2 separate regions of the Homo sapiens genome follow, and region 2 is linked to region 1. Evidence: read pairs that join two places in POLR2A ChIA-PET (ENCODE). Cell type or tissue: OCI-LY7. All regions are shown on one strand. Each heading gives the region's core, and the rest is flanking DNA. Links, peaks and the distances in the headings are about the cores only. Region 1 overlaps CD247 (CD247 molecule). Region 2 overlaps POU2F1 (POU class 2 homeobox 1).

What was found. ChIA-PET counts read pairs that join two places held together with the same protein. Peaks named below come from ENCODE experiments on the same cell type or tissue, not always from the same donor. Only the 100,000 strongest peaks of a DNase experiment are listed, where the experiment ranks them.
Region 2: POLR2A ChIA-PET joins it to region 1 with 5 read pairs; 18 of 35 experiments call an interaction of 5 or more read pairs at or near these places.

The regions. Positions count from the first base shown.
Region 1 is chr1:167,429,094-167,433,463 of GRCh38, reverse strand. CD247 (CD247 molecule) reads left to right here. Exons shown (of 8, transcript NM_198053.3): 7 at 405-440; 8 at 1,718-2,824. The coding sequence ends at 1,783. Among named protein-coding and RNA genes, the nearest start is that of CD247, 87 kb to the left of the region's middle. RefSeq lists silencers at 1,517-1,576, 2,347-2,396 and enhancers at 1,847-1,916, 2,037-2,136, 1,888-2,794, 3,067-3,256, 2,795-3,701. In OCI-LY7, for the core only: no CTCF peak of the experiment used is centred there; DNase peaks (open chromatin) are centred at 1,823, 2,063 and 3,243; H3K4me3 peaks cover 1,876 bases; H3K27ac peaks cover 1,786 bases.
Region 2 is chr1:167,232,479-167,236,868 of GRCh38, reverse strand. All of the region lies in intron 1 of POU2F1 (POU class 2 homeobox 1), which reads right to left. Among named protein-coding and RNA genes, the nearest start is that of POU2F1, 14 kb to the right of the region's middle. In OCI-LY7, for the core only: no CTCF peak of the experiment used is centred there; no DNase peak of the experiment used is centred there.

The sequences.
Region 1 (4,370 bases), core at 1-4,000:
TGATTGAACTGACTATGCCAGAGCTCGTAACTGCTCAAAACAGCTGGTTGTCAGTGAGCAAAAATGACTAGCCAAGAACTTTAAGAGCTGAAGGGAAGCCCATTTATCTAAGCAGTAGGCAATATAGGTCCTGCGGGCCCTAGACCTTAGGAATCTGATGTCTGTGAGGATCTGAGTGGGGTGGAGCAAACCCAAGCCCCATCATGGCCAGGCCTCACCTTACTCTGCAGAGATGAAGGTCTGACCAGGGGCCTGAGGATCCTTCTCTCCCAGGGGCAGGGGTGCTGCTGGGAGACAGTTACCTCTGACTTCCTGGGTACCTTGGGAGGGGCCCTTGAGCAGAAATGCCACTACTGACTGCCTGACTTTCTAATCCTTTTCTCATTTCACTCCCAAACAACCAGCGCCGGAGGGGCAAGGGGCACGATGGCCTTTACCAGGTAGGAGCTGCCGGCGTCCCTTCAGTGGAAGGGGCACCACCTGACAAGGGGCAAGATCAAGGCCCCCACATTTTGCCTGCTGGTGGCACCAGCTCTTGCCAACAGCTGGGCAGGGCAAGCCCAAGGCACCCATTTAGGCCAGTGGCAACGCCACTGCCAATAAGTCCCTGGAGCACAGCTGGGACTTGGCCATTCAAGCGAATTACTTGGCTCCAACCATGCCTTGCTTGGCCATGGCAGACAGAGCAGCAGCTGTCCAGAGGGTACGCAGCCTCCCCGCCGATGCAGATGGAGGCAAAGGACCACACAAGTGATTATCCTGCCTCTTTGGGTTCTTGTAGAACCCTCACTCTGCATCATTTCCTTAGGCCTAGTAAGATGAGAGGTTGGCTGGGAAGACTGAAGGAAAAAAAGCTAAGAAAAATGGCAGCTTCAGAAAGAAAATGTTATGTAGTTAGGTGCCTGGTTTTTGCAAATCAGTGCAGGCAATTATGCAAACTAAGCACGGTCAAACTACTTCTCTAAAACATGATCCCCAGCGGGTTGTCATTTCCCTCCTTCTGGCTCCCATGGGCTGTTCATAGCTCGTTCTTCTGACTCTAGTGTCAGGATGCCCAGCTTGCCTGAGTTGAGTGATATCAAAAGGGCCCCAGAAACTTACCTGTGTGTGGCTGCTGTTGATCCTTCTCCTTCCTGGCCCCTGGACCAGGGGGACAGGCATTCCAGCAGGTTTGGGGCCAGCCTTGTGGGCCTGTTCGTGACCAAGAAAACACTAGAATCACCGGGCCTGGGAAGGGAAGGAGGCTCACAGAGGGCTGAGGCCAAGGAGCCCCTCTTCTCCCTGTGACAAGTCCAGGCTTCCTTTGGGCCCAGGTGTCAGGGACAGCAGATTCTCTGGAGCAGGTCTGGGCCCTCCCCCCTGATTCCTGCCCAATATGGGAGGTGGGAGACTCCTTTCTCTTAGGTCCAGCAGGAAGTTGGCGGGGCCCAAGCACTGTAAGGCACAGCATTTGAGGAGCTGAGAAGAGGGGTGAGAATTTAGCTGGAAAGGAGTTGCTGCAAGGCCATTCCCGGCAGGGCACAGCACCCATCTACCAACGAAGCTGTTGCAGCCAAGGCTCCTGCCCGTGGGGCCAGGGGGATTATTCCTGGGCCTCTGGAGGCTGGGTGGGTGGTCACAGGGCTGTGCTGCAGAGACACCTGTTGGCCTCTGGGTTGGCTCCTGCCCACACAGGCTACTGACCCACTCTTTGTTTTCTGATTTGCTTTCACGCCAGGGTCTCAGTACAGCCACCAAGGACACCTACGACGCCCTTCACATGCAGGCCCTGCCCCCTCGCTAACAGCCAGGGGATTTCACCACTCAAAGGCCAGACCTGCAGACGCCCAGATTATGAGACACAGGATGAAGCATTTACAACCCGGTTCACTCTTCTCAGCCACTGAAGTATTCCCCTTTATGTACAGGATGCTTTGGTTATATTTAGCTCCAAACCTTCACACACAGACTGTTGTCCCTGCACTCTTTAAGGGAGTGTACTCCCAGGGCTTACGGCCCTGGCCTTGGGCCCTCTGGTTTGCCGGTGGTGCAGGTAGACCTGTCTCCTGGCGGTTCCTCGTTCTCCCTGGGAGGCGGGCGCACTGCCTCTCACAGCTGAGTTGTTGAGTCTGTTTTGTAAAGTCCCCAGAGAAAGCGCAGATGCTAGCACATGCCCTAATGTCTGTATCACTCTGTGTCTGAGTGGCTTCACTCCTGCTGTAAATTTGGCTTCTGTTGTCACCTTCACCTCCTTTCAAGGTAACTGTACTGGGCCATGTTGTGCCTCCCTGGTGAGAGGGCCGGGCAGAGGGGCAGATGGAAAGGAGCCTAGGCCAGGTGCAACCAGGGAGCTGCAGGGGCATGGGAAGGTGGGCGGGCAGGGGAGGGTCAGCCAGGGCCTGCGAGGGCAGCGGGAGCCTCCCTGCCTCAGGCCTCTGTGCCGCACCATTGAACTGTACCATGTGCTACAGGGGCCAGAAGATGAACAGACTGACCTTGATGAGCTGTGCACAAAGTGGCATAAAAAACATGTGGTTACACAGTGTGAATAAAGTGCTGCGGAGCAAGAGGAGGCCGTTGATTCACTTCACGCTTTCAGCGAATGACAAAATCATCTTTGTGAAGGCCTCGCAGGAAGACCCAACACATGGGACCTATAACTGCCCAGCGGACAGTGGCAGGACAGGAAAAACCCGTCAATGTACTAGGATACTGCTGCGTCATTACAGGGCACAGGCCATGGATGGAAAACGCTCTCTACTCTGCTTTTTTTCTACTGTTTTAATTTATACTGGCATGCTAAAGCCTTCCTATTTTGCATAATAAATGCTTCAGTGAAAATGCAGCTTTACTAAGCTTTATTTCAGCAGTCAAGCTTGTAATGGCAATTTAGTCATCAGTAAATCAGCAGGTTGCCCTTGGGGGAGGAGGGGAGCAAAACTGCTGATTCTCAGGAGAGAACAGGACAGTTCCTGGGAACGAGCACATGAGCACAGGTGCATCCTGCGGCCCGGAATGCGGCAATATGGGTGGTGTCACACACGGCAAGTGGGCCGGGCATCCCGGCTGGGTGGCTGTGCCTTAGACAGAGAGAGTGGGGCTTGGTGCAATACAATGTGTCAGGATGGGCCCAGTCTTATGCCAGAAACAGAGAGGGCTATGGGAAAGGAGCCCTGCAGCACGGCACCAGCTTGTCAGGTGCAGGAAAACAAGCGCGAAAGGCTGGCCTGGCACCCAGGCATCAGAATAGACAGCGTGTGAGCAGAAGGTGTCCGGAAGTTATGCACAGCAGCTGACGCCACAGTGCAAAATGTCTCAGTGCATAGGGTTTGAGGGAGGGATGGAGAACAAGTCTTTTAGGCGTTTCTCTCACAAAAGGTGGCCCTGTCCCTAGCAGTGTTTCCTCTAACTGCAGTGGCTATATATAGGGCCCCAATTCAACAAGCCCACCAACTAATATTGTGTAAAGACTGAAATCTATACCTTGACATTTTCAAAAAGGAAATCCAAGACCATGACTGTTAAAGCCCCTGAAAATTTGGGATTCCAACAGGAGCCACGCACATCATCACTAGGCATATTTAACAATTCACAGGCAACTCATAAGGAGAAGGCATTTGATTTGTAACTCAGCCTCAGGGGAATTCTGCTACTCACTGGGCTTTTAAAACTGAAATCTGGTTCATCTATTAGTGAAAGAGAGTGCCTCTCACATCGAGGGCTTGTGCTAGACCAAGTTTCAAGGTCAGCTGACATATATACAGGCTGTGTGACCTGGATGGCTGGTTTGAAAAGTGAGTTGATCCAATTCTGTCAAGAATATGTCATTCTGGGCATGGTGGCTCATGCCTGTAATCCCAGCATTTTGTGAGGCTGAGGCAGGAGAATCCTTTGAGCCCAGGAGTTTGAGACCAGCCTGGGCAACACAGGAGGACCCCGTCTCTACAAAAAAATACAGCTGGGCATGGCGGCATGTGCCTGTGTTCCTCGCTACTTGGGATGCTGAAGCTAGAGGATCGCTTGAGCACAGGAGGTCAAGGCTGCAGTGAGCCGAAATCCAGCCTGGGTAACAGAAGGAGACCCTATCTCAAAATATATATATATATATATAATTTTTTTATAACATGTCTAAAGAGGCAAAAAGAAAAGCTGGCAGTGGGCAGTGAGCTATGGTGCTAGAGCTAAACTGAGGTGTGGGCCACATCAGGCTACGTGCAAGGTAACCACACAGACAGCAAGCTGGGGGAGAACTGAGATATGCTCACAGAAGCAGGGCTGAGAAACCAGTTTCTGAGAGAGCAAAGCCCTGAATCCGAGGGGAGAGCGGCTAGCCCTGGAACTGCCAGGGTTCCTGTCTTTCCTGAGGTCTGGCAATGCCTTCTCCACAGCAC
Region 2 (4,390 bases), core at 182-4,181, 200 kb after region 1:
TGCCTTTAGAGAAAGCAGAGTAAAAAAAATATGCTCACTCCAGTTCTCTGCTAAGAGAAACATTTTTGTCCAAGAGTAGGGTATGACTCTCCAGGACCACAGTGCCACAGCTGACCCATCCCTGCCCAGACTCTGCAACCATCCCCTTTCTATAAATGAACAGCTAATAGTGGGATGCAAGTAAAGCATGTGACTAACAGGTAGACTGATCCAAGCTCCACCTGCATCCCTAAGCTACTTCTCCAAAGAGGTATAGGAATTAGCTGCGGGGAAGGAGGTGGGGCAGGCACACGTCGAAAGAGAATATTTAAGAAGTCATAAATTTTCAGGAAAACTACAAGTATTCTGAAACGGCCAAAACAGGAAAAATAAATCATTGTTGTACATTTGAAAACTAATGATAAAAGATTTTATATTTAATAAAATTTAGTAAGATTTAATTTAATAAAAATTTAATAAGAAGATGTCGGCCGGGCGCGGTGGCTCATGTCTGTAATCCCAGCACTTTGGGAGGCCAAGGCAGGTGGATCATGAGGTCAGGAGTTCAACACCTGCCTGGCCAAGATGGTGAAACTCCATCTCTACTAAAAATACAAAAATTGGCCAGGCATGGTGGCAGGCGCCTGTAATCCCAGCTCCTCAGGAGGCTGAGGCAGAGAATTGCTTGAACCTGGGAGGTGGAGGCTGCAGGGAGCCGAGATCACACCACTGCACTCCAGCCTGGGAGACAGAGCAATCGTCTGTCTAAAAAAAAAAAGATGTCCAAATTAGAGTAAAAACATTAAAATTAAAGCAATGAAGTGTTTTTCATCAACCTAGGAAAAATTTAAAAGACTAATAGTTAACAGTGCAGGAGAAACTGACACTATTAAATACTGTAGATAAAAAATATAGAGTGGTACTAAAAGCAACCTGACGACATGTACAAAATTTTTAAGTGTGTATATTCTGTTAAAGAAAGTTTATGGGAGACTACTATTTTGGACTAGCCTCCTCCACTAGGTCTCAGCAGAACAGACCAAACCAGTCTTTGGTTTTCTGTTCCTGCATTAATTCACTTAGGATTATGGCTTCTGGCTCCATCCAAGTTACTGCAAAGAATATGATTTCATTAAAATGTTTATCTTATTTAAATGAGTGAACTAAAGAATAGAGAGCAATGGGGGAAAAACAGCAAGTATATAATAGGATATGCACTATGACTCCTTTTTTAAAAATTATGTGTACATGCATGACAGGAGCATGCACACCTAAGCGTGGACATCTGTCTGCAATACATAGGAACAAATCCCAGGAAATGGGCTCAATCACCAAACCAGTCTCGTACTGGTCCTGATGGCATTATGTAACTACTAAGATGTGATTCCAACAGCATAAGCCGGCAATGGCTTTGCCCCTATAGTCTAATCGCCTGAAATCATACTTTCCAGCAACACTCATAAATTGTTAATTCATCTTCTCAGACTATTGTGATGTTGAACATGTCTCTCATAACATAAGAGCATTTTCACCAATTCCTTTCTAACTAATGATGATTGGCATATAAGTGTACATGTATAAAACAGTCTGCCAAAACACCACTCTCCTTGGCCAGAGCATGAAGAAGCAAGTACTCAGAGGGTAGGGAAAGCACTATGAAGAGGAAGATGGGGGGACTTAGCAATGTAGTGTAAAAGAAAAATTGAGAAATAAACAGCATTAACAACTCAACAAGGTGATGCAGGGCATGATTAAATGAGGTGTGAATGACTGGAAACCAATGCCATGAAATAGCTGACTTCTAATAATAGCTATTATTAGAAACAATAATCAACCGTCATGTTTCCTCAACTGAAAGCTACAGCCCTAGTTTAGTAACAGCTTGGTATGGGAGAAAGGAAGTGGTTGGTAAAAAGTGGTAAACAAATCCACCTTTTTGCATAATTTGCTTGCATATTAATTTTAAGTCACAACTCATTTGACAACACTGAAATAGTTTAAATTATGTTTTTATCAAAATAACATGTAAACAGGGTAAATCCTAATTTTCTATTTCACCAACTGGGTCACAAAAAAATATAAATGCTGCTCCAGATGAAAATTATCCCAAGGTTAACATGTGTAATTAGCTTCAGTTTCATATATATTTGTTTTAACAGACATGGTATTGCTCTGTCATCCTGGCTGGAGAACAGTGGCACAATCACAGTCCATCACAGCCTGGAACTGCTGGGCTCAAGAGGTCCTCCTGCTTCGGCATCCAGAATAGTTAGGACTATAGGCAAGTACCAACATGCTTGGCTATTATTTTAAATTTTTTTGCAGAGAGAAGGTCTCGCTATGTTGCCCAGGCCAGTTTCAAACTCATGGTCTCAAGCAATCCTCCCACCTCAGCCTCCCAAAGTGCTGGGATTACAAGCATAAGCCACCAAACCTACCCTAAAATACAATTCTTAACAAAAACCCAAAATGTTGAGAATGTATGGGTTACCAGGATCAGCAGTTTGCATACAACCAACTTCAAAAACGTTTATAGTCAGCATCTAGAAATCCTGAAAGCTAAGTTAACATTAGATCTGATAATCAATTGTCTGTGTCTCCAAAATGCAATACAGAGATAAGAATGCACAATTGATTCTAGAGCACACAATCTGGACCTGGGAACTGTACAAACACTGAGGTTAAACTCAGAATAACAGCTGTTAAATCTATAGATCTTAACAGTGGAAATTCTGCAATCCCCCAATTCCATTTGATATATGCTTCATCATTCCACTGGCCTGAAGCAGAAATTAACGGGTAAGAGCCTGATAATGATCTTAACTGCTTACTGCTATAATCAAAACAGAGACCTAGGTGTGCCACTTAGCCTCTTTAAGCCTCGGTTTCCTAACCTGAAAGATAGGATAACAATACACACCCCATGGGGGTCACTGTAATTAACATAAATGCATGTAAAGCATTTAGTACAACAACTGGCACAAAGACTTGATAAATGTTATTGCTGTTGTTACTAGGAATCAATGTATTTATTGAAAAGTATGGAATCTCGTCCACAATTTCCAACTGTGGACTTGTCACTAAAAAGTACAAAGATCATGCAAATAGCCTCATAACATGAAAATCATCTTTGGCTCTTCAGCTAAATCTCATGCTTCCTGAACCAGCTATGCTGAACTTTTGTTCCTTGAAAGTGCTGTGTTTTCATTAGTTTCAAGAATTGTATGTGCAGTTATGCATCACTTAACGATGCTATGTCATTAGATGATTTTGTCATTGTGTGATCACAGAGCATATTTACACAAACCCAAATGGTATAGCCTACTACATACCTAAGCTATATGGTATAGCCTGTTGCTCCTAGACTACAAACCTGTACAGCATGTTATTCTACTGTTGTACTGCAGGCATCCTAACACAATGGTAAGTATTTGTGTATTTAAAAATACCTAGGCCAGGCACAGGAGCTCACATCTGTAATCCCAGCACTTTGGGAGGCCAAGCCAAGAGGACTGCTTGAGTCCAGGAGTTGAAGACCAGCCGGGGCAACAAGGCGAAGCCCCGTCTCTACAAAAAAAAAAAAAAATTAGCTGGGCATGGGTGCGTGCGCCTGTGGTACCAGCTCCTCAGGAGGCTGAGGTAGGAGGCTCATCTGAGCCCTGGAAGGTAGAAGCTGCAGTCAGCTGTGACTGCACCACTGCACTCCAGTCTGGGTGACAGAGCTAGACCCTACTTAAAAAAAAAAAAAAAATTAAAAAATAAAAATATTTAAACACAGAAAAAGTATAGTTAAAAACATGGTATAAAAGATTTAAAAATGGTATACCTGTAGAGGGCACTTACCTGAATGGGCTTGCAAGACTGGAAGTTGCTTTGGGTGAGTCAATGAATGACGAGTGAGCGAATATGAAGGCCTACAGCATTACTGTACACTACTATACACTTTAAAAACACCATATACTTAGGCTACACTAAATTTATAAGAGAAAAAGTCTGTGTTCAATAATAAATTAACTAGCTTACTGTAACTTTTTTTTTTTTTTTTGAGATGGAGTCTCACACTCTGTCACCCAGGCTGGAGTGCAGTGGCGCAATCTCAGCTCACTGCAACCTCCACTTCACGGGTTCAAGTGATTCTCCTGCCTCAGCCTCCCGAGTAGCTGGGATTATGGGCGTGTGCCACCACACCCAGCTAATTTTTGTATCTTTAGTAGAGATGGGGTTTCACCCTATTGGCCAGGCTGGTCTCGAACTCCTGACCTCAGGTGATCTGCCCACCTCGGCTTCCCAAAGTGCTGGGATTACAGGCATGAGCCATCACGCTGGGCCTACTGTAACTTTATAAGCTTTAAAATGTTAAAAACTTTTTGACTCTTGTAATAACAGTTTCAAACACACTGTACAGCTATAC